Linked DNA regions of Homo sapiens: regions 1, 2, 3, 4, 5 and 6 are each linked to region 7. The links are chromatin contacts, found by Hi-C or POLR2A ChIA-PET in ENCODE. All regions are on one chromosome and are shown on one strand. The core of a region is the stretch at or near the end of the contact, and the rest is flanking DNA. Distances in the headings are between cores, read along the strand shown. Region 1 holds the start of ZNF582 (zinc finger protein 582). Region 2 holds the start of ZNF787 (zinc finger protein 787). Region 3 holds the start of ETFB (electron transfer flavoprotein subunit beta). Region 4 holds the start of C19orf84 (chromosome 19 open reading frame 84). Region 5 overlaps SPACA6 (sperm acrosome associated 6). Region 6 holds the start of ZNF444 (zinc finger protein 444). Region 7 holds the start of NDUFA3 (NADH:ubiquinone oxidoreductase subunit A3).

Region 1 (3,085 bases), core at 541-3,040, 2.3 Mb before region 7:
GTATAGAAGAAAGTTAGCCTGAGAGATGGCTGGCTTTGTACCTGTTTGGTCTTTTTCCTTCCTTTCCTCCATAAGCAAATACTGACGCATGTACATATAGACACACTCAACACAGTGGGATGTTAAAGGGAAACTAGAGCCACTCGCCCCTTCCCAAGATCAGAGAACATAGGAAAGATGATGACTTTTTGCATCTACCCTCTCCTCTTGAACTCGCAACACTGTCTTGAACCACAAATAAGGTCAAGTAGGATAAATCTACAACTGTCTCCTCAACTGTCCGCTCACAAGTGTGAAATTCAACCATCCTTGCTGAAGTTGTCTTTTAATATCAGTAATCAGCAATAACCAACCTCTGAGCTTTGCTTATATTATTAAATCATTTTATTTGACCCTCAGGACAAAGCTGCAAGCCCAGCATTACATTCTTCCTTTTATGGACAAAAAAAAAAAAACAAAACAAAACCGAGATAGGCACGAAGAAACTAATAAATGGCTGAAATGCTATTTGAATCCACATCTGTCTAATTCTAAAAGTGTGCTTTCCACCACATCACCGCACCTACAAGGAAAATGCAGCCTCTACCCTCTCCTGAAGAATGTGTAAAGAGGCAATATGGTGTGTTTTGGAAAAAGCATCTTTGCAGAAAGAAAGCATTAGCTTCAGTCATATTAGCATCCTTATCCAGCAGCAGTAGCATTATTTTACATATCAGTTACTCCTCCCCAACAACTCAATGAATTAGATGCCACAATCATCCTCACTTTCAAATGTGGAGACCGAGGCACATCTCTAAGACTGGAGTTCAGGCATTCTGGCTCCAGTCTTAGAGATGGTTAAGGGTTCACACTCTTAACCATTTATTACACCATAGAGCTCACCAGGTTTGAGGGAAACAGGATCAAATCAAAAGAGTCACTCAGGACTCCAGTCCTCACTCAAGGACAAACTGTTCCACCTCGGACAGGGAGAGTTTCCGCATTCTGAGACCCAGCATAACAGGTCCTGACCGGCATCTGGCACTCGGACTCCCAATCATACTGGATCACACTGGCTCGGGATGTGTAAAGTCCAGGGCTTCTCACATTTGATGACACCAAAGCCGCCTAAAAACAAGAGAGAATTAACAACTACCTACGGCGGTCTGATATTTGCCCAAGAGATGCCGCCCCATAAAACTCCTTTACATCTTTATAACGTTTTTATTTTGCGTTCTCCTTCATAACCCACATTTAACTCACCATAGATGTAATGTTTAAAATTAGTTACCAGATAAACTCTTACGCTTCCAAACTTTAAGGTTCCTTCGAAACCTTCTGGTAAAACTGTTGTTCCACGGAAATGGGAACGTAACGGATGAGGCAATCTTCCACAGCCGCACACAGTTGTGTATCCACCGCTAAACGGTCCCAGTCATACATTCAACGACCCACGCGGAGTCAGAAGCTACCACCACACACTGTCAAAATCACGCACACACAGTGACGGCCCCTTGCCCACTCGGTCACTCGCCCACAATCTCTCGCTAGAGAATCACACGCAGATAGCACACCCAGCACCACAGACCCCAGGAAGCAACCCAGGGACTCGAACACACGAACAGCACTCCTCCGCGCACTGCGCAGGCACGCCTGCGTCCGGCTCACCCTGAAACATCGCGAGATCCGGCTTCAAGGCCGGGCTGCTGCCTTTACGCCTAAAGACTATGTTTCCCGGAAGACACTGCGGCGCCGGCCCTATCATGGCGCAGCATCGGTGTGCTTTGTGCGTCTGCGCCATCTTCCGGCTGCGCACGGCGAATCCACCGGTACCGTGGTGGAAGCGCGCCCTGGGCTGCCGGGGGCGCGGCCGCGGTGGCACTTGGACCCGAGGAGGCGGCAGGTGAGAGGTTCCGGAGCTTTCCAGGCGCTCTGGGGTCCAGCAGGAGCTGGTGCCCGGGCCGGTTGGGTCTCAGGCCTGAGAAGAACGCAGACGTCTCGCCTCATCGTCGCTCTGTGGCTTTACCGGCGTGAGACTACATTTCCCGCCGGCCCTCGCGGCGTGCGCTTTCTGGCGCCCCCTTTCTGCTTCCAGCCTCATAGCCCAGGTGCATGGACCCCTTAGGTGGGTGCGCAGGGGTCTCCGACCCCCTGAAATTGCGGATGTTTTGCATTCACTGTTATGCGTGCCTTTTTTTTTTTTTAATCTGAGAGGAAATCTTGTTTCATGAGGTTCTCAGAGAGTTACAAGACCCCAGAAGACTTAGAACCGCTAGTTTAGAAAAACTTATACTTGGGAACATTTTATATGTTCAAATTCTATGTCCAGCAATGGGGAAACACTTGAGTGGATCACAGGCCATCCTTTGTAAATAGGATATCGTGCAGTTAATACAAATAATGCTTATAAAAGTGGTCATAATAAGGAAAAGCTGCCTATTACATCATATTAAGCAACATTCATAATTATTTCACTTACACGTTACTTAGAACCAAATGTTTGTAATGCAGTAGGCACCTTATATACTCCTTTACAGAGTACTTCTTGTTTAACAGTGAGCTCAAGAACTGGTTAAATGACAACACTGCGAATACTTGGGTGTTTTTTCTTCCAATTTTTTTGTTTTGTTTTGTTTTTAGCCTGTGTGTTAGTGAGTTTGACTTCTTTTTGCTGAATGTTCTCAAAGGATTCAGTAGTTAATATCTTTGCTTGTCAGTTTTTGATAGTCATTTTTGATAGTCACTTGGCATCCCATTATATGGCTGTGCCAAAAATGATTCAACCTCTTGGCTACTTGTGGACTTGCCTACTTACGTACTAATTTTCAGTTCTCCTATTTAGCAAATATTATTGGACATGCAGCTTTGTGCACTGCTGTGTCTCTATGGAAGGACACATTTATGTGCTGATAATGGAGCACTGGGCGTGCTGTGTGTAATTTGTCTCTTACTGTTCCTTCCAACTCTATCCCATTTGTTGATGCAAGGCATGCTCCATGAAGTGGCATGCACAAAGCCTCAGTTTGGGCTGTAGAGCTTTTTGTATATTTGGCGGTTGGGAAAAGAGCCAGGTAGACTTTCAAAGGTGTTATATTTGCTGCAGGAG
Region 2 (3,141 bases), core at 278-2,777, 2.0 Mb before region 7:
ACTATGTTGGCCAGGGTAGTCTCGAATTCCTGACCTCCTGACGTCTGCCTCTGCCTCCCAAAGTGTTGAGATTTACAGGTGTCAGCCACTGCACCCGGCCACACTTCCTTCTGTTCTAAGATATATTTAAAAATTTACCTTTGTGATATTTCTGAAGGAGGGACACAGATATCCTCCTATTGACACACACAGTTAACACAGCACTGTTCACCCCACCCCATGGAAAGATGTTATTAAATCAATAATATACATCTTATGATTGATGCTCACTGAGCTTTGAGGGTATACAGTGGCCACAACAATAGACTTATATGTAACACTGCTAATAGGTAATAATAACCACCATCATTTTTGTGAACTTACTATGGGCCAGGTATTGAACTAAGCAGCTCTTACACATATTACCTTGCAGGTTATCTTATTTTTTCCCATTCCACAGATGAGAAATTGAGGCTGAGAAAGGTGTTATTCCACCAGTGAATTATAGCTTCTTATCTTTTCTGACTACCAGTGAGGATGATAACAATTATAAGCGATAAGTCATCTGCCACTTAGGTGAGAGTCAGCCAAGTACAGAACAGAGGAAGGACCAGAAGGACCAGCCTACAAGGACACTATGGTTTGGACAATTATTTTAAAATATGTGTTTTTTGCAAGAATACCAACAGTAACAGCTAACACCCAGTGCGTCCTTACTAGGTGCCTACCTAACGCGGGGGAAGTAGTGGATTCTCAGGGCTATGACACGAGGCAGTGTGTACAGTCAAGGGTTAAATACACGAATTTAGAGCCAAACTCCATGGGTTCGGGCCGAGGCTCTGGCATTCCGGGTGTGTGACTTTTGGTAGGTGATTTGACTCCTCACCTGCAACATAGGGATAGGACCTACCATGAGGCCCTAGTTAGGACTAGGACCTAGTGCGTGTGAAGCACTTGGAGGCGCACAATGTATTTTCATCACTTCAGAAAGGAGGAAACTGAGGCCATGGCACCTGAAGCGCAGCACTCTCTGTCCAGTAACTAAGGAACCCGGGGTCTCTGTCCAGTAACTAAGGCACCTGGACTCGGGCCACTGGGAGGTGCAGCGGCAGAGAAGGGGTTACCATGATAGAGACGGTAGGAGGACCCGGGGTGGCACGAGCGTCCCTCTCCACCACTTCACTCTCCTCACGGCGGGCCCGGGGACCCGGCCGCGCAGGCGCGAGGAGCCCGGGTTGTCGGGGGGGCACCGCCCTAGACACCCGGAAGTCTCCGCCTAACGGGCCCAGCCCGCACCTCCTGTCCGGGAAGGGGGCGGGGCCGAAGCCCCTCGGCGCGGGGCGCCATAGAGCATGGACGGAGGACCTGCGTCCTAGACACTTCCGGAAGTGGCTCCCTCAGGCGCCCGCCGGGCACCACAGAGCTGGGGGCGGTGGCCGGGATAGCGGGCTCGCCTTCCTAGAGCGGCGAGGACAGGGTGGCGGCCCGGGGGGCAGGGAGTAGGGAGAAGGGGGGGAGCGGCGCGGGCGGAAGCGGCCGGGAAGGTCACTTCCGGCCTGGGCGCCCGTCCCCCTGACCCCAGGGTCTGAGTCGCCGCTGCCGCCGCTGCCACCATCCGCGAGGCAGGAGAGAGGAGGAGGAGTGCGGCGCGGCGGCCCCGGGACCAAGGAGGTGAGGGGTGGGGGCGGGGGCCGTGCGCTGGGGGCCAGGTGGGCGCGCGCTTCGGGAAGCTGGGCTTGGGCTGGGGGTGGGTGGGGAGACTGGAGGGCGAGCGCGACTGGGCGGCGGGCGCGCGTGCGCGCTGCTGGGGGGGCGTGAGTGGGCGCGCGGCCGGGGTGACGCGGGCGGGGGGAGTGCGCGTGCGCGCCGAAGAGCTGTGGGAGGGGACGCGCGCCCGGGCGGCCCGCGGGCGGCGAGCGGGGCTGGAGGGGGGGTGCGCGTGCGCGGGTCCGGGTCCAGGGCGCGCGCGTGCGCGTGGCGGGGGCAGGAGCGGGGGCCTCGGTGGGGGTCCCTCTGCTGCGGGCCGTCGGGGGTGGGGCCGCTGTCCGTCCCCCCGAAGTTCCAACTCCGCCGGTCGTGGCCGGAAGTGGTGGCGACTTCGGGGGGAAGTTGAGGCCCAGGTGGGGGAAGGGGCCGCGCGGTTGGGCTGGCCTGGCCGGATACCGCGGCCCCGAGGGCACGGTCTCAGCCCTCGGCCCCCCCAGCCCTTCCTTCCCCTTTTCGAGTCAGCCCGGGTCCCGTTGCTGCCCCGGGCGGGCTGCGCGTGGCCTTTGATCAGGCGGGTAATTACGGGGATTCTGGCCGGCAGGAGGCCCATTCATTCGTCCTTGCTCGGCAGGCGGGGAGGAAGCGCGTCCCCAGCGGGGGAAGTGACTGGGCCAAGGTCAGCCACCGCGTGGCCCACGGGGCAGGGCGAAGGCGGGGACTGGATCGGGTGGCGACTCCTGAGGCCTCCCTCCCCTGTGCCGAGTGGATCAGAGTGGAGCCCCGCCCTCCTGACACCCCACCCCGACCCCCAGTCCAGGGAGCTGACCCCAATTCATGTGGATGAGTGCTCTGGGACCTGCAGAGTCGCACAGAAAAGTGACCCACAGACACAGAAGGCAGGAGTGAGTGGAGGCAGAAGTTTTTCCAGTGCCAGGCCCTGTGCCGGGCACTAGAGACAGGGAGCAGGGAGATGAACAAGGGCTTGGAGTCTGGGTGGAAGGCAGAGACTGAGACCCGGGCGACAGAGTCGCCATCCAAGGTGACCAGACCCCTGATGGAGAGGTCTGGGGGCTGTGGGAGCCAGGGAAGGCATTTTGACCCAGCCCAGTCCGGGGGATGGTCAGGGCTTTAGGGAAGGAATGGCTTGGTCTGCTCTTTGCGGTGTCCTGCTCCCAGGTCCCATGTTGCGCAGTGCTTAGAACCCATCTGGGGATCCGATTGACCCCAGCGCCGGGAAGCACAGTTGCGTTGATCCTGGCTTAGCTCCTCTGAAGACCGTAAGCCTCTTTGGCTAAACGCTGCTGACATTCACCTGCCTGCCTCTGCGCAGTCCCTGTGGTCCTCCGGCCACGCACGGCCTCAGAGAACATCCAGATCAGATTCCTGCTTGCTTATCTCATGTCTTATCCATCCATCCGGGCACCCGGCCTGGCCCCTCCCTGGTGCACTGCCAGA
Region 3 (2,911 bases), core at 1-2,500, 2.7 Mb after region 7:
TGGCCTGGGTGCAGCCCCCACCAGGCCCAGCTAGCTCATCTTGCGGCTGGGCGGGGCCCAGGACTGCTGCTGCTGACCGCCTTGATAGGCTACACCGTGAAGAATGCGTGGAAGAACAACGTCTTCTTCTCTTGGTCCTATTTTTCTGGGTGGCTGGCCTTACCCTTCTCAATTCTCGCGGGTAAACTGGACAGCGGGAAGAGGGTGGAGGAGACTGCCCAGAAGACCCTCACCCCAGAGGCTCCCCAGCTGCCCTCCCAGGAAACCCCGGGGACCTCTCGGGGACTCCCCAACACACTAACGACTCCCGCAGACCCGGCAGAGACCCCCTTGGAGCCCCAAACCCCAGTCCCCGGGGCCCTCCCGGCCATCCGCCCCAGGGCCCACCTTCCTCTCCCTGCTCCGCACCCCCGTCCCCCCAGGCTTCTGCTTTCTGCTGGCAGACATGATCATGCAGAGCACCGACGCCATCAGTGGATTCCCCGTGTGTCTGTGACTGCAGCCTGCCTGGGGCAGAATAAAGGAACGGCTTTTTTTAGCGCTGCGGCTCCGCGTGCTTTTCTGCGGGTCGTGGGGACGCAGGCACGGGGTTGCATAGAGGCTCAGGGAAGACATAAGGACATGAACTCATAGGGAACGTGGAGACAGGGAGACACAGACATGGAGACACAAGTCTCCATGGATTGGGATGGGAACAGGGACATGTGGGAGGGGCGGGGCCAGGAGGGGACGTGGGCCTTTGGAGAGGGTGTGGAGAGGCTGTGGGGACGACATGGAGGTGAAGTAGAGACACGGACAGGGGAGGATACGGATATGGAAGGGACAGGGAACACGGGGATGGAGAGAGTGGAGAGACCGACGCGCGAGGATTCAGAGGCGTGGGAATACGAGTACCGCGACTTGGAGAGGCCGGGAAGAAGTGGGGGATCTGGAGAGGGAGAGCAGATCCGGGGATACCGGGAAGTGTTTATAGGACCGGGAGGATCTATAAACTCCGGGCGCGCTTCCCTCCAGTGCACGACCTTTCCCCTAGTTCTCTGCCCTGCCCTCTCCGCCAGGCCTTTCCTTCTCTCTCCAGGTCCCGCTCGCTCCCCGAGATCCGCTTCCCATTGGTTTGCATTGCTTGCCACACCTCCCTTCCTTCCGGCCTCTCGATTGGTCCTCTGTCGGGGAGGCGGGCTCTGCAGCGGTTGACTGGCTGACCGTGCTGCGCGCAGGCGCAGAGAGGGGCGCGGGGGGCGGGGGTGGTGGGGCTTCTGGACTGAGCCGCTGAGGGTGCGGGCTGACCCTGTAAGTGGCTGCGGCGGGAAGATGGCGGAGCTGCGCGTGCTCGTAGCTGTCAAGAGGGTCATCGACTACGCCGTGAAGGTGATCGGGCCCCCCTCTCCCACATCCCTGAGTCCCGCAGCCGTGTGCTTCCGGGGCCACGAGCGCACACTGGGTGGGGGTCTTCTCGTAACCCCCGACCTCTGCCGCTTTAACCCCCAAACGTCAAAGTCACCTGAGGGCAAAAATCCAAGAGTGAAGTTCTAACATCCGATCCCTCCGGGGTCACGGCCATGTTCTCTTTTCCCTCGTTCTGGATTCACTCTCTTGATAACTGTTCAGAGTGAGTTGCTTTCTCTATTTCTTACCCACTGGAAGAAGTCACGGTCCCTGTTTAATGCACGGAGAAACTGAGGCACAGAGAGGTCACCCAGCTAGAGAAGGGCAGAGCCGAGAGTTCTATCCAGGTTCCTCTGACTGCTTTCACCCACTAGGCTGCATTACTTACCATTGTACTCTTATATTACCCGAAATGTGCTATAGAGGGAGTCAGACAGGGTCCTGTGGGGCCCCAGAAGCTGCTTTCCACCCTCCATAGCCACAGGGTGAGCCAGGAGGCTCTAGCTAGGGAGAGAGAAGTGTGTTTGCTAGAGATGAAAGTTCAAGGAGCCAACCTGACTGAGCTGGGGGTAGCTCACATTCTCCATGAAAGAGGTGGGGGAGGGTGCTCTCAGCGCCTGGCTTGTTGTCCCCAGAGGGAAGCTGGTGTGGACAGAGGTGAATCAGACACGGTCTCTCAGGCCCGTTTCTCTCAATGCTTGGCCTGAACTGGACTGAAGATGGTGACTGTCTGTCCATGTCTGTCCTTCCCATCAGCCTGGGGACTTACCTCCGTGTCCCCAGCATTACCTAGCGCAGGGCCTGGCACCCTGGAGGCCTCAGGGTGGGCAAAACCAGGGTCACAAAGTTGACACTGATACTGCCCCTGCCTGCTTAGGGAGTGGGCTGGGGAAGAGGGTACAGGAGCCAGACTTGAGCATGAAAGTGTCAGTGATGATAGCAGCCAGCATTTAGCGGGTACTTACGTGGCAGGCATCGTTCCAAGTCCTTTGCAGAGATTAACCCATTCAGTCCTTTCAGTACCCTTTGTATTATTTATTATTTATTTTTATTTTTTGAGACGGAGTTTTGCTCTTTTTGCCCAGGCTGGAGTGCAATGGCGCAGTCTTGGCTCACTGCAACCTCAGCCTCCCGAGTTCAAGCAATTCTCCTACCTCAGCCTCCCAGGTAGCTGGGATTACAGGCATGTGCCACCACACCTGGCTAATTTTTTGTATTTTTAGTAGAGATGGGGTTTCACCATGTTGGTCAGGCTGGTCTCAAACTCCAGACCTCAGGTGATCCACCCGCCTGCCTCGGCCCCCCAAAGTGCTGGGATTACAGGTGTGAGCCACCGTGCCTGGCCGACCCTTTGTATTATTAATTCCATTGGATAGATGAGGAAACTGAGGCCTGTCAGATCTCCCAGCCAGTAAGTGGCAGAGTTACGATCGAAACCCCGGGCAAGTCTGGCTCTAGACTCTGCTCTCCCATCTCCCTCAATGCCCCCTGTCCTAATGATGCCTCTGGCAGCACATGACAGGGA
Region 4 (3,223 bases), core at 558-3,057, 2.7 Mb after region 7:
CCCCAGGAATATTCAACTTCCAGTCTTCCAGTACCTTCCCATAACAGCCTTTTCTAACCATCTTATCTACTTAATTTTTTATTCTTTTTTTTTTTTTTTTTTTTTGAGATGAAGTTTCACTCTGTAGCCCAGACTAGAGTGCAATGGTGCCATCTCAGCTCACTGCAGCCTCCGCCTCCTGGGCTCAAGTGATTCTCCTGCCTCAGCCTCCCAAGTAGCTGGGACTACAGGCATGCCCCACCATGCCTGGCTAATTTTTGTATTTTTATTTATTTATTTATTTATTTTATTTATTTTTGAGACAGGGTCTCACTCTGTTGCCCAGGCTGGAGTGCAGCGGCACGATCTCAGCTCACTGCAACCTCTGCCTCCCAGGTTCAAGCGATTCTCCTGCCTCAGCCTCTCGAATAGCTGGGATTACAGGTGCCTGCCACCACGCCCAGCTAATTTTTGTATTTTTAGTACAGATGGGGTTTCACCATCTTGGCCAGGCTGGTCTCAAACTCTTGACCTCAAGTGATCCGTCCACCTCGGCCTCCCAAAATGCTGGGATTACAGGCGTGAGCCACCGGGCCAGGCCCCTAACCACGTTATCTGCTCTATCTCCCTACCTCGGTGACTCTATATCCTCTTGCCCTGATTTGACATCTTCAGGTACATATTCTTACAGAATATATGCTATGTATGTCTCGTCTGTCTCCCTTACAAGCATGCAAGTTTCCTGAGAGTAGGGGCCATGTCTATTCTGTCCCGTGTGCAGCCTGGAGCCCAAATCATAGCAGGCATTGAATATTTCTTAAATGAATGCATGTAATAATGACGATTGCTTCTCAGCAAAACACTGTCACAACCACCAGCAATAACAATAAGTAAATCTCATGTGTTCAGCCTAATTGTGGTCCAGATTCTGTGTCTACTAATACACAAGTAATATCACAAGAACCTGGACAGTAATATTAGCCCCATTTCTCAGATGGAGAAACTAGGGCATAGAGAGTAGAAGCACCTAAAGTAACAAAGCAAGTTAGAGACACGGCACCTAGTAGAACCCAGCGCCTAGAATGGCTAAGACCTCCAGACCATCTACCACGCCCTCTGCCCTAGGGAGTGTCCACATTTCCCTACCTAAAACGTCCCTTGAGTCCTAAAGAATCTGTCTTGAGGATATGGCAGGAATAAAGAGAGAGAAAGACAGAGAGAGAGAGAGAAGGGGGCAGGGGTCCCGGGACTACTGAATCTGAGAGAGGAAGGGGGCTGGGGAACCAGAGTACGGGGTCTGAAGAAGGAGGGGCTGGAGCCTGGACTCCCGGGTCTGAAGGAGGAGTGGCTAGGACCCTAGACTTCCGGGTCTGAGGGAGGAGGGGGCTGGGGATCTGGACTCCTAGGTCTTAGGGAGGAGGAACTGGGGATCTGAACTCCCGGGTCTGAGGGAGGAAGAGCTGGGGATCTGGACTCCCGGGTCTGAGGGAGGAGGGGCTGGGGCCCTAGACTTCCGGGTCTGAGGGAGGAGGGGGCTGGGGATCTAGACTCTTGGGTCTTAGGGAGGAGCTGGGGATCTGGACTCCTGGGTCTGAGGGAGGAAGAGCTGGGGATCTGGACTCCTGGGTCTGAGCGAGGAGGAGCTGGGGATCTGGACTCCTGGGTCTGAGGGAGGAGGGGCTACAGGGTGCTGGAGGCCTTAAGTAAGTGATCTTGGGGAACTAGATCCAGGTCCCCGCCTGAGCTCTTTCTTTTGGGATCCCGGATAACTCCGCGAGCCACGCCCCATTTCTGACCCGGCCAAGCCCCGCCTCTCTCGGCCTCGGCCCCTCCCCAACCTTCCCGGGCCCCCGAAGGATCTCGGAGGCGAAGTTGCTAGAAGATACGTAAGAGGGCCCCAGTGGAGATGGAACAACCAAAGGACGGGGCTGGGCCTGAAGGGTGAGACAAACAAAGACCTCCTGAGAGGGGGACAGAGACCCAGAGAGAGGAGGGGACAGAGAAAACGAGAGAGAAAGGGCGCGCTGAACAGACCTGCATAGAGAATCAGGAAAAACAAAAAAGGCTCAGGTATCATCACATAGGTACAGAATCTTAGAAGATCTTGGTGAGAGTTGAGCGAGATACTTAGAAACAGGCGGAGGCCGGGTGCAGTGGCTTATGCCTGTAATCCCAGCACTTTGGGAGGCCGAGGCGGGTGGATCACATGAGGTCGGGAGTTCGAGACCAGCCTGACCAACATGGAGAAATCTGTCTCTCCTAAAAATACAAAATTAGACGGGCGTGGTGGTGCGTGCCTGTAATCCCAGGTACTCGACAGGCTGAGGCAGGAGAATCGCTTGAACCCGAGAGGCAGAGGTTGCGTTGAGCCAAGTTAGCGCCATTGCACTCCAGTCTGGGCAACAAGAGTGAAACCCCATCTCAAAAAAAAAAAAGAGCTAGAAACAGATACTCATCGAACAGAAATTTCCAAGAATAAACCAAGAAATGTGAAGACTCCAGGGATCCCCAGAAGGCTGGAGAAATCGTAGCTGTCCACTGTTTTAGCACTTACCAGACCCAGCGCTGTCATACGCACCTTTGATACCATCCAAAGCCATCTGTGACTATAAACAAATTAAGGTTCGGAATAGGAAAATGATTTGTCCAAAGATACACCACCAAAAGCGAGGCCACCAGGAATTGGAACTGAGTTCTGTCTGGTGCCGAAGTTCATGGCAGAGCTGTCTGTTTCTTTAGAGAGACCCGGGTTAGAAACAAAAAGAGAGAAGCGGGGGAGGAAGTCACAGGTGGGCACTGAGGATGGAGAGATGGCTGCCTTCTGCAGAGGTGCAGAGACAGCCTGGCAGCGAGAAACAAGAAAGTACGGAGACGCTGAGCCCCACTGACCTGTCTTTTTGTTGTTCTAGGAACAACCTGTCCCTGCCGTCATCTGGGACCGAGCCATGGCCCCCTGCGCCTCTCCCAGCCCCTCCACCCTTGCTCCTGAACTCCACAGACCCCACCCACCTGGGGCTCCCGGAGAGCGTGGCCTCTGTCACCGTGCCCATACGCCTGGACACCCTCTCCTGCCTCCTGCACAGCGCCCTGCTGGGGGCCTACACCTTCCAACAGGCCTTGCCCTCTTGCCCCTGCTGCTCCCAGGCAGGCCACTCCCAGCCGGGGGCAGTTAGGAGGCCTCCCAGGGGACGCGGAGGCTGGGAAGTCAGGCACAGGCCAGGCTGGGGCCGAGGCCTGCATCGAC
Region 5 (3,170 bases), core at 573-3,072, 2.4 Mb after region 7:
GTAATCCCAGCTACTTGGGAGGCTGAGGCAGAAGAATCGCTTGAACCCGGGAGGTGGAGGTTGCAGTGAGCTGACATCACATCACTGCACTCCAGCCTGGGCCTTGGAGTGAGATGGTGCCTCCAAAAAAATAAAATAAAATAAAACAAGTCCTGCTGGTATGTAGAGAATGGGCTACAGTGGAGAGAGGCCAAGGAGGTGGTGGGGGGCTGCTCCAGTGATCCAGACATGAGGTGGGGGTGACTGGGACCACAGAGAAGGCAGCTTCATGAGATATTTAGGAGTTAAAAAGTCTGAGGGTTGGAAATGAAAATGAATTGGAAGTGGAGGAGAAGTTAGATTCCAAGGTTTCTGGTTTGAACTGCTAGGTGGATGGTGTTGCTCTTTCTGGTAGGAGGAAAGCCTTGGGGAGGAACAGCCTCTGAGGGCAACATGGAGGACTCTATTTGAGGGTGCCTTCTGCAGATGGAAATGTCAAGGAGACAGCCAGTAACCTGAGGGGGTATCTGGGTTCCCACCTAACTTGCACTGGGATAGCTATGCCTATCACTGTCATTATGCGGGCCATATTCATCTGGGCATGTGTGGGCTTGCTGCACCTCCTCCTACCTGAGTTAGTAGTGACCACCTTCGGAGATGAAACAATCTAGAGTTGAAATATATTCTTTATTTTCAGGATGGAAATAGGATAGGGAAGGAGGAAAGATACCTTTGTTAGTTGCCACTGCAGTACCATCGAAAGAACATCCTGGGGAAACAAAGAGGTATGTGTGTTACAGGAGGGGTTGGTGACTAGAAACTTAGGTCCCGGAGCCTGGACACCAGGGTCAAAAAGGTGTACAGGGCCCGGACTCCTGGTTCTGAGGGAGGAGGGGGCAGGGGGCCTGGGCTTTTGGGTCTGAAGGAAGAGAAACTTGGGGGTCTGGACTCTTGGATCTGAGGGAGGAGGGGCTGGGGGCCTGGACTCCTGGGTCTGAGGGAGGAGGGGGTCCGGGGGCTTGGACTCTTGGATCTGCGGGAGGAGGGGACTGGGGACTTGGACTCCTGGGTCTGAAGGAGTAGGGGTTTGGGGCCTGGAATCCTGGGTCTGAGGGAGGAGGGGCTGCGGACCTGGACTCCTGGGTCTGAGGGAGGAGGGGCTGGGGGCCTGGACTCTTAGATCTAAGGGAGGAGGGGGCTGGGGACTTGGATTCCTGGGCTAGTAAAGAGGGGCTGGGACCTGGACTCGTGGGTCTGAGAGAGGAGGAACTGAAAGCCTGACCTCCTGGGTTGGAGGTTGCTGGGAACCCAGACTTCTCGGTGGGATCTGAGACAGCGGGGAGCTAGATGCTGGGGCTCCGGAGTCCCCAGAACTCACCACGCCAACACTGTCGCACTCGCTGATGCGAGGGCCCCGAGGACTGCAAGCAGGAACAGATTGCTGGGCGTCAGAGCCTCGGGCCTGGCCAGCAGCTCGCCCAGGCTGGGCCTCCAGGGCTCGATCAGCTCGGCATCCCGCGGCGCCCAGCGCAGCACTTCCCGGAACGAGGCCTGCAACTCTGTCTCCGCCCGCGGGGGCGGGCCCGTCACTGCGGGGGCGCGCACGTCAGCCAGGCACGAGCCCCACCCCTCTCCCGACCCCGCTCACTCACGCGGCCGCGCCCCGCCCCACCGTTAAGAAAGAAGTAGAGCCGGGCCAGGGGGCGCTGGTCTTGCTTGATCACGCAGGAGAACGTCCCGCGGTGCGTGAGCTGAGCCGGCCGGATCCGCGCCAGGTATCCTTCGGCCCGCGGCATATCTCGGAAATAGGACAAGTCCTGAGTCCGGAGCTGCGGGACACGCGGGTTTAAACGCCTCAACTCCGGCTTGCCACTGAGTAACCTACAAGCCCCGCCCCCCGAGCCAGACCACGCCCCCTGGAGTCCTGGCCCTGAGCCTTGAGCCCGCCCCCGAGCCTTCTCGCTCCCCTGCCCTAAACGCACCCCTTCCCCTCACTCCTTAAACCCTTACGCATAACCTACCCCTAGAAACTGCTTTTATTTATGTATTTTTTTTTTCTTCCAGACAGGGTCTCGTTCTGGCGCCCAGGCTGCAGTGCAGTGGCGCGATCATAGCTCACTGCAGCCTCAAACTCCTGGACTTAAGCAGTCTTCCCGCTCAGCCTCCCCAGTGGCTGGGACTATAGGCGTGCACCACCACGCCCCGGCTGTTTTTAAAATTTTTTGGCAGAGGAGGGGTCTTAATTTGTTGCCGAGGCCGGTCTCAAACTCCTGGGCTCAAGCCATCCTCCCGCCTTGGTCTCCAAAAGCGCTGGGATTACAGGCGTGAGCCATCGCCCCAGGTCCTTGGTCCTGCATTCTGATCTTCGAGCTCTCCCCTAAATCCCGCGACCCTCCTCTTGCTGATGCTTGTGTCTAGACGGAGATTCCCGGAGTCCCGTCCCCGCAAGCTGACTCCCCAACCTCTAGTGAAGGCTAACTCGCCCGTCTAAACTCTTCGCGCCGGCCCCGCCCCGACTCACACCTCCTCCTGCGAACTTCCAGGAATAGGTGATCTCCTCCTTTGGCAGCTGGAAGTTTACGATGCAAGAAAACATAGCCTGGTCGCCCCGAGTCACTGTCACATCCTGAACTGAAGACGGAGCAGGGTTCACTCGCTGGGCCCCGACCACGTCTGGCCTCGCCACCAGCTTATGCCCCTCGGTGCTCTGGTCCCTTTTCTCAGGTTGGCCTCCTGCACCCCGAGGCCCCGCCCCCTCACCTGGGCAGTCCAGCGGGAGGTCGCAGACCCTAGAGTAGCACCCGCTGCAGAGGAAACGCCGGGCGAACTCCTGGAGACCTGTGGAGCGGGAACGCTGGGTCTAGGCGCCACCTGCCCTTCCAAGCCCGGGGCCCTTGGCCCATTTGAGATCCATGCAGCTTCCCGGGGTCCATCGGCCAGGTGGCATCTTGACCCCGCCCTCCCTGCTGTCTTTGGCCGACTCTCACTCCTCTCCGCCCTCTAGGATTCCTATTGGTTTGCTTCGGCTCTCACACACACCTTCTGAGGATTTAGAGCAATACTTGGTTTTCTTCCTTTTCTCCAGGGATCTTATTGGCTTCCTAAGGATGTGAAGCCCACCCGCTTTCCCACACTTGATGTCGTACGTTTCGTCCCCGACCGCCTCCCTTACCCCGCAATTTCCAAGTTTT
Region 6 (3,120 bases), core at 370-2,869, 2.0 Mb before region 7:
CCAGATGTGACTCCAGAGTCCACACCAGTTCCACCTAGTACCCCGGCACCAGCACCCACATATGCTGGGTTAATATCATGGCTAAGAGGCTGTGGAGTCTGGCTGCCTGGCTTCAACTTCCAGCTCTGCCACTCATCAGCAGTGTGACTGTGGACGTGTGACTTACCCCCTCTGTGCTTCATTTCTCCACCTGAGACACAGGACTAACAAGAGCTCCTTCCTCTCAAGAGGCTGCTGGGAGCAGGAGTTAGAAGCAGCCTCCAAAGGCTAAGTGCTCGACAAAGACCGGTTTGTCTACTCTAGGTTCCCAACCTCGACATTAATGGCACTTGTGTCGTGGCGGGCTATCCTGTGCAACATACGATGTCTACCAGCATCTCTGCCTCTTTTCATGAGATGCCAGTAGCACTTCCCAAGTTGGAAAAACCAAAAAAAAAGTCTCCAGACATTGCCACATGTCCCCTGGGGGACAAAACCACTCCTGGTTGAGAGCCGCTGGCCCACTGGACAAATATTTACCTACGGCACAAAGGCTCTGGGGCAAATTCCAGCTCTGCCTCCTACCAGCTCTGTGTCCTTGGACGAGGTACAAGGCACCTTTTGTAATACCCTGTATCTCCATTTCGTTGACTGTAAAGTGATAGAAGGAGAACAAAAATGCTGAGAACCACACCTGGCTAGTAAGTGTCCAGTCAGACTTAGGGTTACTTTGTCGAAGTTTCCCTGCGAGGTGCCCAGGGGACACTGCTATGAACACGCACGCAGATTAAAATACTAAGTATACATTGGAATAGGCGTTAAAATCGGATATAGAGGAGGGTGACTCCATCCTGACTGGGGTAGAGGTGGCGGGGGTCAACTTCATTTGACAATAAACAGAGTTTCTAAGCACTTTACACATATTACCGAAGGTAATAATGCCTTGCAACAAGCTAAAAAGGCAGATGCTCCGCACTGAGAAAGCAGCAAAACAGAGCAACGATTCTTATCTTCAGGAATCTCACAACTCTGTAAAAGTTGCACTTGTAGAAGCAGCGCGCAAAACGAGCCACCTGCGCCGTATCTACGTTACAACAATAACCATCGTCCCCGGAAGCCCCTTCCCGCAAACCTTTCCGAAGGGGTCCGGTCCCGGCGCCCCCAGACTCCTTTGTAGGGTCCAGCTTCCCACTCAGCTTTCATCTCACAGCCCACCCTCTGCTAGGGTCCCCTTCCCCTCCCCCACCTGTCCCTCCCCCGTCCCGCCCCTCCCCCTCCCCCAGGCGCCCCTCCCCCGTCCTCTCCCTCAGCATTTCTCTCCCGCGTTCAGGACCTCGAGGATCCACGACCCCCTCCCACTATCCACCCCTCCCCCTCTCCAAGTCCCTCCCCCTCTAGTTCCCTCTCCCAGCCCCTTCCCCATCACTCAGCCCCCTTCTCCTCCCCTCCCCGCAAGTCTCCCATCTTTCCCTCCTGAGGCCCCCGGCGCCCCTCTTCCCATCCAACCTCTGGTCCCTCCCTCGTCCAACCGCCCCCACCCAATCCCTCCCTCCTTCCCCCCTCGCTCACCTCACTCTCTCAGGCGAGGCCCCCCAAGCCCCCTCACCTCCCCGCACATGCGCACAAAGCTCGCCGGGACTCCATGCCCCAGCAGGCTTTGCGCCAAACTCCCCCGTCCCCCTCCCCCAATCCCATACTCCGAGCCGCTCGTTCAGCCCAACAACTCCCCATGAAGCCCCGGCCTCACCCCGAACTACAACTCCCAGGAAGCATCGCGGCAAAGGCGGCTGCCAATTGGCCCTCGCCTGGGGACCGCCTTACTCCTGTTTGTCACCGCGTGGCGTCTTCGCCAACACTGGAACTACATTTCCCAAGATACGCGAAAGCGTCGTCTGCAGCCTATTTGGCCTTGACGGCGCAAATGTCGCGGGCTGTCTGAGCGCGACAGGCTTTGGACTACATTTCCCAGAATGCACGAGGAGGCTTCCCAGTGGTCTGCGCGCGGGCCCTGGACATGCGCAGAAGTGCCGGGAAAAAAAGAGGGAGGAGGAGGAGGAGCCATGGCGGCGTTGTTGTGGAGATCAGGGGAGGCCGGGCACCGCCGGGCATTTGGGAGGTGGGGCCTCCGGAGCTCTAGAAGCTGGCAAGCGAAGAGGAGGAGGAGGAGGAGACCAGGCTAGAGTTCTGCGCCAATCAGGAGTGCAGGCTACGTCTCCTTGACTACGGATCGCATTTTTTTTTGTCCTCCCTCTCCACCCGGGCAGAACTTAAGGGCCGATGTCGGTGCCAGGAATCAGGACGTGAGCAGGCTGCCCTCCTGTTCCGGGGTGGGCAGTGGCTCAGGAGGGGGCCAGCGCGGGGGCCTCGGTTTGGCTCTTCCTGTGTGTGAACCTGGACAGGACACCGCCCTCTCTTTAGCCTCAGTTTCCCCTGGGGTGAATTGGGGGACAGCGCTACCTGCCACGCGTCCTCGCTGTGCCCCTATTGGACAGACTACTGCCCCGTCCTGAGGCCTCAGTTTCTGCATCTCAGAACTGTGAAGAAGCATATTTGGATTTTAGAGCAGACAGACATCCTAAGAGATCAGCTGAAGTTTTTATCTAGACAGTTCCAGACCTGATTATGGCTCATACAAGCCCTACCCCAGCCCGCAGCGTATTTCCTCCTCCGTACAACAAGGATAAGAGAATCCCCCTCCCATCCTCCACCTCCCCGGCTGATCTGAAGACTCCGCGCCATAAAAACGAAGACAGTGGCTTACCCATAACAAGCATTCATTACATGGAAGTTGTTCGTCTTATATTCATAAATGAACAACTTTCCCCAGGTTTCACAAGCGATGAGTGGCTGACTCAGAACTTTGTGACCAGTTTGCCCACGGTGGCCTAATCTGCCCTGGCCCACCTGTCTACCACTGTCTTCTCCTCGTGTTTAATGAGTTCCAGTCATGCCTCCTTTCTGCTCCTAGAGCACGCTGATCTTCTTCCCACTCATATCCGATGGCCTACTTGACATCTCCTCTTGGATTTCTTAATAGGCATCTCAAACCTAAGGTGGGCAGTAGATAATTTTTCACTCTCTCCCCCACCTTGCGAAGAAATTTGTTCCTTCCCATTACTCCACCATCTTAGAAAGCAAGTC
Region 7 (3,142 bases), core at 259-2,758:
AGTTCAAGACCAGCCTGGCCAACATGGTGAAACCTTGTCTCTACTAAAAATACAAAAATTAGCCGGGCGTGGTGGTGCTCGCCTGTAATCCCAGCTACTTGGGAGGCGGAGGCAGGAGAATCACTTGAACCCTAGAGGCGGAGGTTGCAGTGAGCCATGATCAAACCATTGCACTGTAGCCTGGAAGACAGAGCGAGACGCCATCTCAAAAAAAAAAAAAAAAAAAAGCTGGCCGGGCGCGGTGGCTCACGCCTGTAATCCCAGCACTTTGGGAGACCGAGTTGGGAGGATCACGAGGTTAGGAGATCGAGACCATCCTGGCTAACACGGTGAAACCCCGTCTCTATTGAACATACAAAAAATTAGCCGGGCATGGGGGCGGGCGCCTGTAGTCCCAGCTACTCGGGAGGCTGAGGCAGGAGAATGGCGTGAACCCGGAAGGCGGGGCTTGCACTGAACCGAGATCGCGCCACTGCACTCCAGCCTGGGCGACAGAGCGAGACTCAGTCTCAAAAACAAAAACAAAAAATTAGCTGGGCGCCTGTAATCCCAGCTACTCGGGAGGCTGAGGCAGGAGAATCCCTTGAACCCAGGAGGCCGAGGTTGCAGTGAGCCGGGATCGCGCCACTGCACTTCAGCCTGGGTGAGAGTGAGACTCCATCGCAAAAAAAAAAGCTACATTTTAACAATCCCCCGCCCCCATCCCTGCAGGAACTCCGGTGCTAATTAAAGTGTGAGTAGGGCAGTTCCAGGGCAGAGGGCAGAGATTTTCAATCAGCAAGGCACATTGGGATCATACGGGGATTTTCACAAGACACAGATTCCCCAGTCCCACCTCCACCCAAGCCAACTCAATTCAGAATGGGGGAGAGGAAAGATGAAAAGGAGGAGGAGGATCTGGACTTTTTTTTGGTGCTCAGGTGTTAAGGCATAAGCAGGGTTGAGAACGTCTCATTTAGAGGGGTTAAGAGCGTATTGGGTAGGTGGAGAGGAACGCGGGGGGCGATGGTGGAGAGGTTATAATGGGTATGGGGATAGATAAGGGGATGCCGTGGGGGTGCAGACACACTAGAGGGGACCCGAGGGCGGCGATAGGGCTTTAGGGGTACAAGATGGAGGGATGTAGGGGGACGGGGGTGGACGATGCAAGTTTGCGCCTGGAGCACTCACGCACCGAGGCCCCCGACGACGAAGGACACGACCAGCACTGGCTCCTTGTCCCAGGCATTCTTGAGGAAGGCGCCGACTCCTGAAGGGGTGGCAAGAAGCGTCACCCCTGCAAGTAGCTGCCCCCGGTGACCTCTAACCCTCTCGTGCCACCCCTGCCCTGGAGGAGCCCCCTCGTGACTTCTGCGTTCCCCTCCAGCACGGACCCCATCGCTTCCACCCCTGCCCTGCCGCACCTCAGTCCCAGGACCGCCCAGAGGTTCCCAGAACTACCCGAGCCCCGTGCGCCACCGGCACCTGCACTTACTCGCAGCCATCTTTGTCTCCGCGGCGGCGACAGCGGCGAGGACGCGGAGCACCCTGGGAGTTGTGGTCCCTATGCGCGAGAACCCGCTCCCAGGGCTGCGCGTGCGCCCTGGAGCACAAGTAGAGGCGAAAGCAAGGACGCGGAGCACTCTGGGAGTTGTGGTCCCTCTGTGCGACGGCCCGCTTTCGGAGCCTGCGCGTGCGCACTCGCGCAGAACAAAGATGGAGCCGTGGAGGTAAAGGAAGTGGTGTCAGGAGCAAGCGCAAGCCTGACTTTGCGGACCTGCGTGGAATCTCCTTAGTCTCAGCCTAGAAGTCGCTCCGGAGTGACTAGTCCTCCTGCTGCGACCCACCTAAGGCGGAACAAAATAGTCCCCATTTTATAGTTTATGTATGAAAGCCCATTTTACAGACGAAGAAACTGAGCCCGGGAGAAGGTGAATGACTAACCTGTCCTTCGAGGTCTCAGCTCAACATCGGCTCGTCCTGGAAGCGCTAGGTCTCATCCCAGATGGGTTAGGAGCTTTCTGCGGGCTCTCACAGTGCTCTGTTACCGCCATTATAGCTCAGATCACTTAAGAAACTGACCTGGTCTGGGCCAGGCGCGGTGGCTCACGCCTGTAATCCCAGCACTTTGGGAGGCCGAGGCGGGCGGATCACGAGGTCAGGAGATCTAGACCATCCTGGCTAACATGGTGAAACCCTGTCTCTACTTAAAAATACAACACAAATTAGCCGGGCGTGGTGGTGGGCGCCCGTAGTCCCAGCTACTGGGGAGGCTAAGGCAGGAGAATGGCGTGAACCCGGGAGGCGGAGCTTGCAGTGAGCCGAGATCACACCACTGCACTCCAGCCTGGGCGACAGAGCGAGACTCCGTCTCAAAAAAAAAGAAACTGACCTGGTCTTGGTCTTTCAGTCGGACTGGTAGCTGCTGCTTGAGAGCAGTAACGGAGTCTGAGTTCCCTCTGTGCCTGCCAACATGGCACAGCGAGGGTCTGGCACGTAATAGGTTCTAATTTTTTTTTTTTTCTTCTGAGATTGAGTCTAGCTCTGTCGCCCAGGCTGGAGTGCAATGGCGCGATCTCGGCTCACAGCAACCTCCGACTCCCGAGTTCAAGCGATTCTCCTGCCTCAGCCTCCTGAATAGCTGGGATTACAGGCGCGCGCCTCCACAGCCGGCTAATTTTTCTTTTTTAGGAGAGACGGGGGTTTCTCCATGTTGGTCAGGCTGGTCTCGAACTTCCCGACCTCAGGTGATCCACCCGCCTTGGCCTCCCAAAGTGCTGGGATTACAGGCGTGAACAACCGCGCCCGGCCTAGAGGGGCTAATTTTTATCTATCTATCTATCTAACACAGTATCACACCAAGAGCCTGGCACATAATAGGTGCTAATTTTTCTCTGTCAACCAATCTATCAATCGATCAATTAATCACAGCAAGGGCCTGGCACATAATTGGTGTTAATTTTTATCTATCCATCAATCAATCACAGCAAGGGCCTGGCACTTAACAGGTGCTAATTTTTATCTATCTATCTATCTATCTATCTATCTATCTATCCATCCATCCATCTATCTATCTTTCAATCACAGCAAGGGCCTGGCACATAATAGGTGCAAATTTTTATCTATCTGTCAATCAATGACAGCAAGAGTCTGGCACATAATA

What was found. Hi-C counts contacts between places; a loop is a spot of excess contacts on that map. ChIA-PET counts read pairs that join two places held with the same protein, here RNA polymerase II (POLR2A). Pooled maps may share reads with other maps.
Region 1: a map with no recorded cell type shows a loop between it and region 7 (16-fold over the local background). The contact joins the promoter of ZNF582 here to the promoter of NDUFA3 in region 7. A Hi-C loop is called at or near these places in 1 of 168 maps with a recorded cell type or tissue (naive thymus-derived CD4-positive, alpha-beta T cell), 2 of 37 single-sample maps with no recorded cell type and 6 of 50 pooled maps.
Region 2: a pooled map shows a loop between it and region 7 (16-fold over the local background). The contact joins the promoter of ZNF787 here to the promoter of NDUFA3 in region 7. A Hi-C loop is called at or near these places in 4 of 37 single-sample maps with no recorded cell type and 12 of 50 pooled maps.
Region 3: a loop to region 7 is called in a map of endothelial cell of umbilical vein, with 15 times the contacts of the local background. The contact joins the promoter of ETFB here to the promoter of NDUFA3 in region 7. A Hi-C loop is called at or near these places in 1 of 168 maps with a recorded cell type or tissue (endothelial cell of umbilical vein), 2 of 37 single-sample maps with no recorded cell type and 9 of 50 pooled maps. POLR2A ChIA-PET finds 5 or more read pairs at or near these places in 1 of 52 experiments (activated CD8-positive, alpha-beta memory T cell).
Region 4: a map with no recorded cell type shows a loop between it and region 7 (8-fold over the local background). The contact joins the promoter of C19orf84 here to the promoter of NDUFA3 in region 7. A Hi-C loop is called at or near these places in 2 of 37 single-sample maps with no recorded cell type and 6 of 50 pooled maps.
Region 5: a map of B cell shows a loop between it and region 7 (17-fold over the local background). The contact joins the enhancer-like site here to the promoter of NDUFA3 in region 7. A Hi-C loop is called at or near these places in 2 of 168 maps with a recorded cell type or tissue (B cell and CD8-positive, alpha-beta T cell) and 7 of 50 pooled maps.
Region 6: a map of naive thymus-derived CD4-positive, alpha-beta T cell shows a loop between it and region 7 (23-fold over the local background). The contact joins the promoter of ZNF444 here to the promoter of NDUFA3 in region 7. A Hi-C loop is called at or near these places in 3 of 168 maps with a recorded cell type or tissue (CD4-positive, alpha-beta T cell, CD8-positive, alpha-beta T cell and naive thymus-derived CD4-positive, alpha-beta T cell), 7 of 37 single-sample maps with no recorded cell type and 13 of 50 pooled maps.

The regions. Positions count from the first base shown.
Region 1 is chr19:56,392,239-56,395,323 of GRCh38, reverse strand. ZNF582 (zinc finger protein 582) reads left to right here and starts at 1,790. Exons shown (of 5, transcript NM_001320371.4): 1 at 1,790-2,104. It overlaps ZNF582-DT (ZNF582 divergent transcript), which reads right to left and starts at 1,648. Exons shown (of 2, transcript NR_037160.1): 1 at 1,271-1,648.
Region 2 is chr19:56,119,681-56,122,821 of GRCh38, reverse strand. It overlaps ZNF787 (zinc finger protein 787), which reads left to right and starts at 1,527. Exons shown (of 3, transcript NM_001002836.4): 1 at 1,527-1,650. It overlaps LOC124904772 (a long non-coding RNA gene), which reads right to left and starts at 1,212. Exons shown (of 2, transcript XR_007067348.1): 1 at 890-1,212. RefSeq lists silencers at 1,031-1,400, 1,491-1,610, 1,621-1,700, 1,991-2,310, 2,391-2,440 and enhancers at 1,045-1,760, 2,188-2,482.
Region 3 is chr19:51,364,727-51,367,637 of GRCh38, reverse strand. It overlaps ETFB (electron transfer flavoprotein subunit beta), which reads left to right and starts at 1,250. Exons shown (of 6, transcript NM_001985.3): 1 at 1,250-1,368. The coding sequence starts at 1,312. CLDND2 (claudin domain containing 2) reads left to right here. Exons shown (of 4, transcript NM_152353.3): 3 at 62-181; 4 at 423-540. The coding sequence ends at 496. RefSeq lists silencers at 1-134, 405-454 and an enhancer at 684-1,643.
Region 4 is chr19:51,389,175-51,392,397 of GRCh38, reverse strand. C19orf84 (chromosome 19 open reading frame 84) reads left to right here and starts at 1,807. Exons shown (of 2, transcript NM_001193623.2): 1 at 1,807-1,920; 2 at 2,889-3,223. The coding sequence starts at 1,886.
Region 5 is chr19:51,702,668-51,705,837 of GRCh38, reverse strand. It overlaps SPACA6 (sperm acrosome associated 6), which reads right to left. Exons shown (of 9, transcript NM_001316972.2): 5 at 2,740-2,817; 6 at 2,501-2,610; 7 at 1,652-1,808; 8 at 1,358-1,568; 9 at 648-748. The coding sequence ends at 715. Among named protein-coding and RNA genes, the nearest start is that of SPACA6-AS1, 11 kb to the right of the region's middle. RefSeq lists a silencer at 1,472-1,671. Within about 2 kb of position 1,822, at least 35 of the 41 ENCODE cell types and tissues checked have a DNase peak (open chromatin) inside an H3K27ac peak, as active enhancers do; they include B cell and CD8-positive, alpha-beta T cell, where a contact is called at or near this core.
Region 6 is chr19:56,139,786-56,142,905 of GRCh38, reverse strand. ZNF444 (zinc finger protein 444) reads right to left here and starts at 1,619. Exons shown (of 5, transcript NM_018337.4): 1 at 1,549-1,619. RefSeq lists enhancers at 1,657-1,796, 1,827-2,156.
Region 7 is chr19:54,101,221-54,104,362 of GRCh38, reverse strand. It overlaps NDUFA3 (NADH:ubiquinone oxidoreductase subunit A3), which reads right to left and starts at 1,508. Exons shown (of 4, transcript NM_004542.4): 1 at 1,475-1,508; 2 at 1,175-1,249. The coding sequence starts at 1,484. RefSeq lists an enhancer at 743-1,719.